3 separate regions of the Homo sapiens genome follow, and all the other regions are linked to region 1. The links are chromatin loops, found by intact Hi-C in ENCODE. Cell type or tissue: OCI-LY7. All regions are shown on one strand.

Region 1 (2,500 bases):
TACCCTGTGGCAAGGTTTGATCTGGGTCCAGGAGATGGCCTGGTCCCTCTCCACCTCAGCTCTGCTCTCATCCACACGGACTTCATACTCAGATGCCATGCAGTAGCAAGACAGCTACTAGGTTGGATGTAGCTACAATATCCGCAGCTCCAACCTCTGAGTTCAAGGCCAGTGGGAAAGAACACACATACCTCTCAACAGCCCCAACAAAAGCCTCATCACATCTTGTGGGCTCCAACTAGGTCATGAAACCACCTCTAAGCCAATTACTATAAGCCAGTATTAGGAATAATCTGAGTCCTATGTCTCCCCCTGAAGCCCTGCACAATATCATCTCCACCAAAGTCCATGGGCTAAAGGGTGGGTGTGAGTGTGGGTCTCCCTGGGAAAACTAAGCAGGGTGAATAAATACAAAGTCAGAAAGCCAAGAGATCCTCAGCACAGGCTATGTGACTTGCCCTGAGTCACACTGCTACTAAGAGACAAAATCAGGACTCATGCACAAATCTCCTGGGACCGAGTACTCCAAAAATAGTGGCAAATTATTTTAAAGCACACGGGTGAATCACAAAAAGTCCTCCAAACTGAACCTCTTGGTCACAAATAACAGTCTAAAATATTTAACAAACTGCCAACAGGACTTCAAAGAAAGCCACTTACAAAATAGAAAGTTTGTAACATTAAACACAGTTACTGTTATCGAAATCGAAATCCCTTTATAGTTCTAAATGGTTCCTTACCATCTAGAAAGTCAGAACACTGTACTCAAAAGTAAAATCGAAAAGCTTTTTGATCTATTTTTGTCTCTACACGGACGTAAAGCACCGAATCCTATTTATTAAGTGCCTTCGACGCACGCTGTTGCTCTGGCGATTCGCAACTCGAAAATGACACTTACTATTCAGCTAGAGATTAGAATCTCAAGCAGTAGGGCATTTTTTAATAAAAAATTAAATTAAAAATAGATTTGCCATTGTCTGCTTAATAAAACTAGTAGCTCTGCTGGCTTAGAGGGGAAATAACATATTTCTTCGGATTTTTATATATTCATCTGAGCAGTGCTAAAAAATAAAACAAAGTTACTAATATTCATATCTTGAGCAATTGTACATTGCTTCTAACTATACATTCAATCTCTCTGGCACATCCACTGTGGCCCTGAGCAGCCAGTACAGGCTCTTCTACCAAAACGAAGCAAGCCACTCCAAAACCTGACGCGTGCAGGTGTCACGAAACACCAGGTGCAGCTTGACAGATGTGAGCCAAATAAGGAAACATTCAGCCCAGCACTGCCCAACAGTCATGATGTATATTTTCTACATCTGTGCTCTAAAATATGGTGGCCACTAGCTGCAGGTGGCTATTGAGACTAAGGAACTGTATTTTTAATTTTATTTCATTTCAACTCATTTAAAGTAGCCACATGCCGCTAATGGCTACTGATCTAGAGGGCAGCTGGGATGTTACTCTTGAGAATGTCTCCAGCATTTTACCTGTTGCTCTCTCTCACTCACATTTCCCATTCTAGCACAAACAAAACAAAACAAAACAAAACAAAACAAAACAAAACAAAACAAAAAAACCACAACACCTACAGTTCTCCAAACAGGGCATCTGTTTTGTTCCTCTGGGGGGGTCCTGTCTATGTTGTTCACGTGGCCCTGGATTTCCATACTCCTAGCCTTCCTGGAAGACATCCTTTTCATCCTCACAACCCAACCCAGGCTTTATCTCTTCTGTGAAGCTGTCCTTGATTTTCCGTTCTATCTTCCCTGCTTGTGAATGGGTCAGCTCTCCTTCCCCACCGCCCTGTGCGTGTGAACATCTTTGTTCAGTATACTGCAGTGGGTCGGGAGTATGTCCCTTCCAGACTGGAAGGCAGAGAGGGTGGCTGTAAGGATTGGCACTTTGGGCCAGGCACAGTGGCTCATGCCTGTAATCCCAGCACTTTGGGAGGCTGAGGCAGGAGAATCGCCCGACCCCAGGAGACAGAGTTTGCAGTGAGACGAGATTGCACCACTGCACTCTAGCCTGAGGGATAGAGCAAGACTCCCTCTCAAAAAAATAAATAAATAAATAAATAAATAAATAAAAATAAAAAATTAAAGAGGTCTCAACAGAGGTAGACAGGGAAAGAGTAGCGGATGCAGGAAGATCCAAAATGCATATGGGGGTTTATTCAAACCGCACTCAAACCCTCTAGCAGTCCCACCACCATCCTCTCCAGAGGTCCCACCCCTGCCCCAAGCCCTCCCTGTACCCACAACCTGGCCAAACCTCTACTCAAATGTTACTGATGAAAACAAGTCTTATCCTGCAGGTTTGAGTGCAGTAAAAGAAGTTTAAAGGCCACTGGTCCAAAATGGCCGTAAGAGAATATATGTGCAACTCTGTTCCCACAGTCTGTTCCCGGCACCCTTCCTCCCACTTCTAGTTTACTCATCTCCTTTCTTTCCTAAGAGGCCAAGGCGGGCGGATCACCTGAAGTCAGCAGTTCGAG
Region 2 (2,500 bases), 520 kb before region 1:
ACAGTGGCCTAGACTGACTTTTTGAGCTGCTGGAAATGATGGCTGGTTATACCTGAGGATCCAGAGGGAGTACAAGTGCATCCTGTGCTCTGGCCTTAGAGACTTCTGTTCACAGTTGCGCAAACTAAGGAGTGAGATTATGGGGATAACTGAAAAGCGAGACCTGATATCTCTGACACTCATTTTCTATGCGACCTTGAGCAAGTCATGTCTCTGAATTAGTAAGACAAAGGGTTTGGACTTCCTAAAGTGACGCTCAAGGATCACGCACTCACTGGGTCAGGTAAAGTGGGGAGAGCTTTTGCAGGTTCTTTCTCATGTAAGACTCACATCAACTCTACAGATCAAGAACCACTCTTAGTCCTCTTTAGTAGAAGAAGACATCCATCATCTGAAAGGTTTAGCCATTGCTTAAGGTTATACAATGCGCGAACAGAGTAGCTGAGATTCAAACCCAGGTGTATTTCCTCTGAATTCTTGCAGGTAACCAACTCACTACAATGCCTAGTTGGTCAGCCTCTGGGCTTCTTTCTAGTTCTAACAGTAAACGATTCTGTGACTGCAGAGGACTCAACACATGTATTTCACATGGTGGCAGAAACATCCTGTGCTCACCAATATCCATATTTTGCTCTCTTCCTGGGCACAGAGCTAGGCTGTATCTCCAGCCTCCTTGCAGTTAAGAATAACTCTGTGATACAGCTCTGGCCACTGGAGTCTGGAAAGGCTCTGGCTAGTACAGGCACCACTCTGAAGCCTTGCTCAGGAACAAATTTTATTCGCCTTCTTTTCTTGGCTGACAGCCAGAGCAAGAGAATCCTGTAGAGCAGGCTGGGGTTCTGTGGAGGGCAGAGCCACAAGACAAAAGGAGCCTGGGTCCTTCAACCTGCAGAAAAACTACCTGCCAATCATGAACACCCATGTGGACTTTCTGCAAGGTTCCAGCAGGTTGAGCCACATTACAGCTGCTTGTGCTACCTTGACTAACAGGCACATTTGAATGCTTGTAGCCTGTAAGTGATGGAGACATAGTACGATGGACCAATTAAGGAGTCTGGGAGGCCCCGTTTCTTCCTTCCTGTGACACCCCTCCTTCTGATGTCTTGGGGCAATGGGTGAAATCACTGATGGGGAAATTACCACTCAAGCATGTTGCTTTGCACTTTCAACTTGCTTTCACTTTTTGGTGGCTTCGTATCCACTATTTCATTTTTACTCCTCCCCAGCGCTTGCATGAGACAGGCAAGGCTGCCCTTAGGGCCCTCAGTTGACAGATGAGGGCCCAAGGTGCTCAGAGAAGCTGGGGCTCCAACTCTGGTCTCCTGAAACCTAACCCAGAGCTTGTCCCTGTGGTTTCCACAAAGCAGTTACATCTTATTAAGCCACACAGACAGGCAGAAAAAGCTCACGACCTTCCTCGTTGCCTGCTGTGTGTATTAATCAACAAGTTCCAGGAACCCAAAGCATTTTTTTACTAAGGAAACCAAACTATGAGTCCATTTTCATTCTTTTGCAGGGAGGTAGGGGGCTGCATTCAGGACTGTTGAGTGAAGGTTCAGAGAGGGTCTGCCCAGCCCTGACCTCGACTTGGAGGAGATAAGAAAAAGGCTTGGTCTCCTCCCTCCCAGTTATCAGTATTAATTCACGCATCACATACAATTCATAGGCTCTTATTTTATGCCAAGTCTTGTGCTAGGAATGGGGAATGAGCTCCTGCTTCTGCACTTGTATTATTCCTATGGTCTAGGAGGAGAGGCAATGAAGCCAGTCACTAATTACAAACACAGTGCAATCACAACACAAACCTTAATTCTGGGGGGCCTTTGCCATCTGCCACATTGTTCTAAGCTCCTGGCCCTGTCTTACTTTATTGATTCCTCTTAAGTCTATCAGATAGGAATAACTAATTTCCATCGTACAGATGAGAAAACTGAGGTGCAGGGAGTTTAAGCAGATCACCAGGAATCCCACAGCTGGCAGTCCAGCTGGGATTTCACATGAGGCAGCCTCATTCCAGAGCTGCCTTCTTATCTACTGCACAAGTAAGAGATGCCACTTGAGAAAGGGAGATATGGTGGAAAGGAGAGGAAGGGAGGGAGCTGCTTTATAGACAAGGGAGGGCCGAACACCTGGCAAGTGCAGAGAGATGACAACCAGTGCCTAGAGGGGTCAAACAGGGCTCTGTGTAAGTTGCAGCTGAACAGGATCAAAGCAGCCAGGCCACAAGGGGAAACCGTGGCCCAGACTTGTATCCACTGAGTCTCTTGATCCCACAGCTCCTCTTCCCTTCACCCCCTCTCTCTGGAGCTTAACACATTCCTGGAGGGTCCTTTGGAGACTGGCCTTGAGCAGCCTAGCCTGTCTTAGGGTTTTGGGTCTGTCCATCCTGGGCTCTGCTGCCTGCTGCGTGACTGAAGAGTTGGCGACATGCGGCTCGCACGTGAGAGCAGGAATGCATTCTGGGCTTTCTCCGGGATTCTTCTGAGATACAGCTGTTTCC
Region 3 (2,500 bases), 86 kb before region 1:
CTCTGAAGACATTTGCTTTTAAATAACACCCACATTGTCCCGGACTGCCTCCCTGACAATGGGAAACCTTTGCACCGAGCTGGTTATGAATTATCAGAGGGCAGCATGTGTGAAGAGTTTTCTGAACGGCTGAAAAGCACCCTTTTTCCACATGCTGATAAGTCTCTAATAGCCGAACACATCTCCTTGATGGACAGAAAAGAAGAACCACATCCCACAATAAAACCCACTGGGCTCTGAGAAAAGGTGATTCTGATAGAAAATAACAGGTATGCTCTAAATTCAAATGGGGCTATAGTTGAGCAGATTCACTCCAGTCCCGGAATTAACATCACGACCAAATGAAAGGAGCCACGTCCTCAGGTCTCAAAAATCACAGATGCTCACAGCACCAAGAGCCCTTCCCTACCAGCGGTTCCTGTGTCCCTCAATACCACAGTCCTACCCAGGGAACATTCACTAAGGACACATTAGGAGCGAGTGCTCAGTTAGACACTGGGAGTGTAACGACGAATAAAACACTTCCTTCTCTCAAGAAACTCATAGGTAAGTGGTTAGAAAGACATCAAACAAGCAAAATATCTCTTGATGACTGCTGGTCATAGATGTTTCCACATGGGATCTGGCATTAGGGGAAAATGACATTGAATATGGGCATTGAAGGTGTTGGCTGGGAGGGAGGGTTACAGAAAAAAGAACTGAATAGTGGGCAGTAAGACCGCAAGAGTGAAAATTAAGAATCAGAGAAATAGTTTCCTCAGGTAGTTCAACAGGGTATTATACCCTGAAGACAGACAGTATAGGTTGGGGAAAAAACAATTGTGGAAGACCCCAGAGTCATGGTAAGGAGTCCACAGTGGATCCAGGAGGCAATGATGAGACCTGTCAGTACTCAAAGTCGGAGGAGGGCACATGTGTTCGTTCACTCATTCATTGAACAAACATTTGGGGACCAAATCTTCTCCCGGCACTACAGTAGGTGCTAGAGGTGGAAGGGCGAGCTAAAGAGACCCGCTTTCTCCATTCCCAAAGCTTGTAAATCTGCTGTGAAAACAAAAGATTATAAAAACAAGAAAAATAAAGAGCCCTGAGTATTAAGGGTACATACAAGGAGTTAGGTAAATAGGGAGCCAAGGAAGCCTGCTAGTTAAGGGTCAGGAGCAATTAATTGTGTTTCAGCTGAGACCCAAGGATCTAGGCAGCCAGACAAAGAAGAGGAAGGAAGTAAGAGCAATAGAGGGTGTCAGGGAGAAGAAAGAACAGGTGGGAAGAGCAGAGCCCACAGAGGGCGATGTACACCAGGACTTAAAAGAATCTGGCGTGGCTGGGTAGAGGATGCCAGATAATGCGAGGCAGTATGGTGGGGATTAGGGGATGGGCCAGAGGGGCTGACAAGGAGCAGAGCGGTGCTCTGATTCAGCCCTGAGGAGTCTGAAGAACGAAGCAGACCTGCAAGAAAGTGGGCTGTTGTGCTTAGTCCTGATCACAAAGGAGGAGTGGCAGAGCCAGGGCGACAGCAGTGGTGAAAGATGGGAAACAACTGACGCAGCTACAAGGCCGAGCTTAGACTCAACAGGAGGTGGCAACCGAGACACGGAGTGAATGAAGGGAGACAAGGATTACTCCCAAGTTTAGGGCCTGAACGGCGTAGAGCTGGGAATGCTGACTGAGATGTTAGAGAAAGAAAGGTGGACTGGGAAAGAAATAAAGCAAGGAGTTGGGTTTAAGAACTAAGGGGTTAACGCACTAACAAAAACACCACCTGATGAGCGTCCTTCACCAGAGGTCACTGGGCCTTCAAAAGGTGTCTCAAGGAATGGGAATCTCATCTCTTTCCCAGATGGTGAACTCCATGCCTGACAACTGAGTCGCTGAAACAGGTGTTCTTTCTTACAGGGAGACAATGCCTGCCTCCCCATAACATTTATGCATTGATCCTGCTTCCATGCTCAGGAGCAAATCACAGTAAGCCTAAGCCGACTCCCTCTTAGTGTCATAATTCCCCTTAATCGGGGAAGATTCTGGTCATTTTCAGTTCACTTACATCAGACGTTAGAATCAGAAGCTTGTAGGTAGAATGTCGGCACCCTGCTAAGTGCACTCGACAACTTCATTTCACGTCGGAAGAAACGAAGGCCTACCATGAAGAGCAAGTGTGCCCCAGATCATCCAGCTCCTCTGGCTGAGGTGATTTGAGATCCTGAGACAGCTGACCCCCTCCAGGGCTCTCTCAATATATCATGCTGCGGCGTGTAATCCAACTCCAAAACCCTATGCTGAGAGCAGCCACATCTCAGAGGGAGTTCTTGGCTCTGCTCTCAGGAGGTCCATTGATATTAAACAGAGTCAAAAAATAAATAAACCCACATAAAGTATGAATAGTATTTCCATGAATACAGGCAGCAACTCTGCCCCTTATTTATGGCTTCACCTGCCACGAAACCAAAAACTCAAGGGTGTCAATAAATGGATTGTAACGTTGTTGTGATGTTTAATTACA

What was found. Peaks named below come from ENCODE experiments on the same cell type or tissue, not always from the same donor. Only the 100,000 strongest peaks of a DNase experiment are listed, where the experiment ranks them.
Region 2: it touches region 1 in a loop (4-fold over the local background); 1 of 110 quality-filtered maps calls a loop at or near these places.
Region 3: it touches region 1 in a loop (2.7-fold over the local background); 1 of 110 quality-filtered maps calls a loop at or near these places.

Annotation. Positions count from the first base shown.
Region 1 is chr22:33,841,379-33,843,878 of GRCh38, forward strand. All of the region lies in intron 1 of LARGE1 (LARGE xylosyl- and glucuronyltransferase 1), which reads right to left. Among named protein-coding and RNA genes, the nearest start is that of LARGE1, 78 kb to the right of the region's middle. RefSeq lists an enhancer at 523-582. In OCI-LY7, no CTCF peak of the experiment used is centred here; DNase peaks (open chromatin) are centred at 513, 813, 1,233 and 1,683; H3K4me3 peaks cover 2,023 bases; H3K27ac peaks cover 2,500 bases.
Region 2 is chr22:33,324,630-33,327,129 of GRCh38, forward strand. The region is part of intron 10 of LARGE1 (LARGE xylosyl- and glucuronyltransferase 1); the gene reads right to left. Among named protein-coding and RNA genes, the nearest start is that of MIR4764, 110 kb to the right of the region's middle. RefSeq lists an enhancer at 837-886. In OCI-LY7, no CTCF peak of the experiment used is centred here; DNase peaks (open chromatin) are centred at 1,082 and 2,162; H3K4me3 peaks cover 1,027 bases; H3K27ac peaks cover 2,403 bases.
Region 3 is chr22:33,755,318-33,757,817 of GRCh38, forward strand. The region is part of intron 2 of LARGE1 (LARGE xylosyl- and glucuronyltransferase 1); the gene reads right to left. Among named protein-coding and RNA genes, the nearest start is that of LARGE-AS1, 32 kb to the left of the region's middle. In OCI-LY7, CTCF peaks have their summits at 1,241 and 1,442; a DNase peak (open chromatin) is centred at 1,294.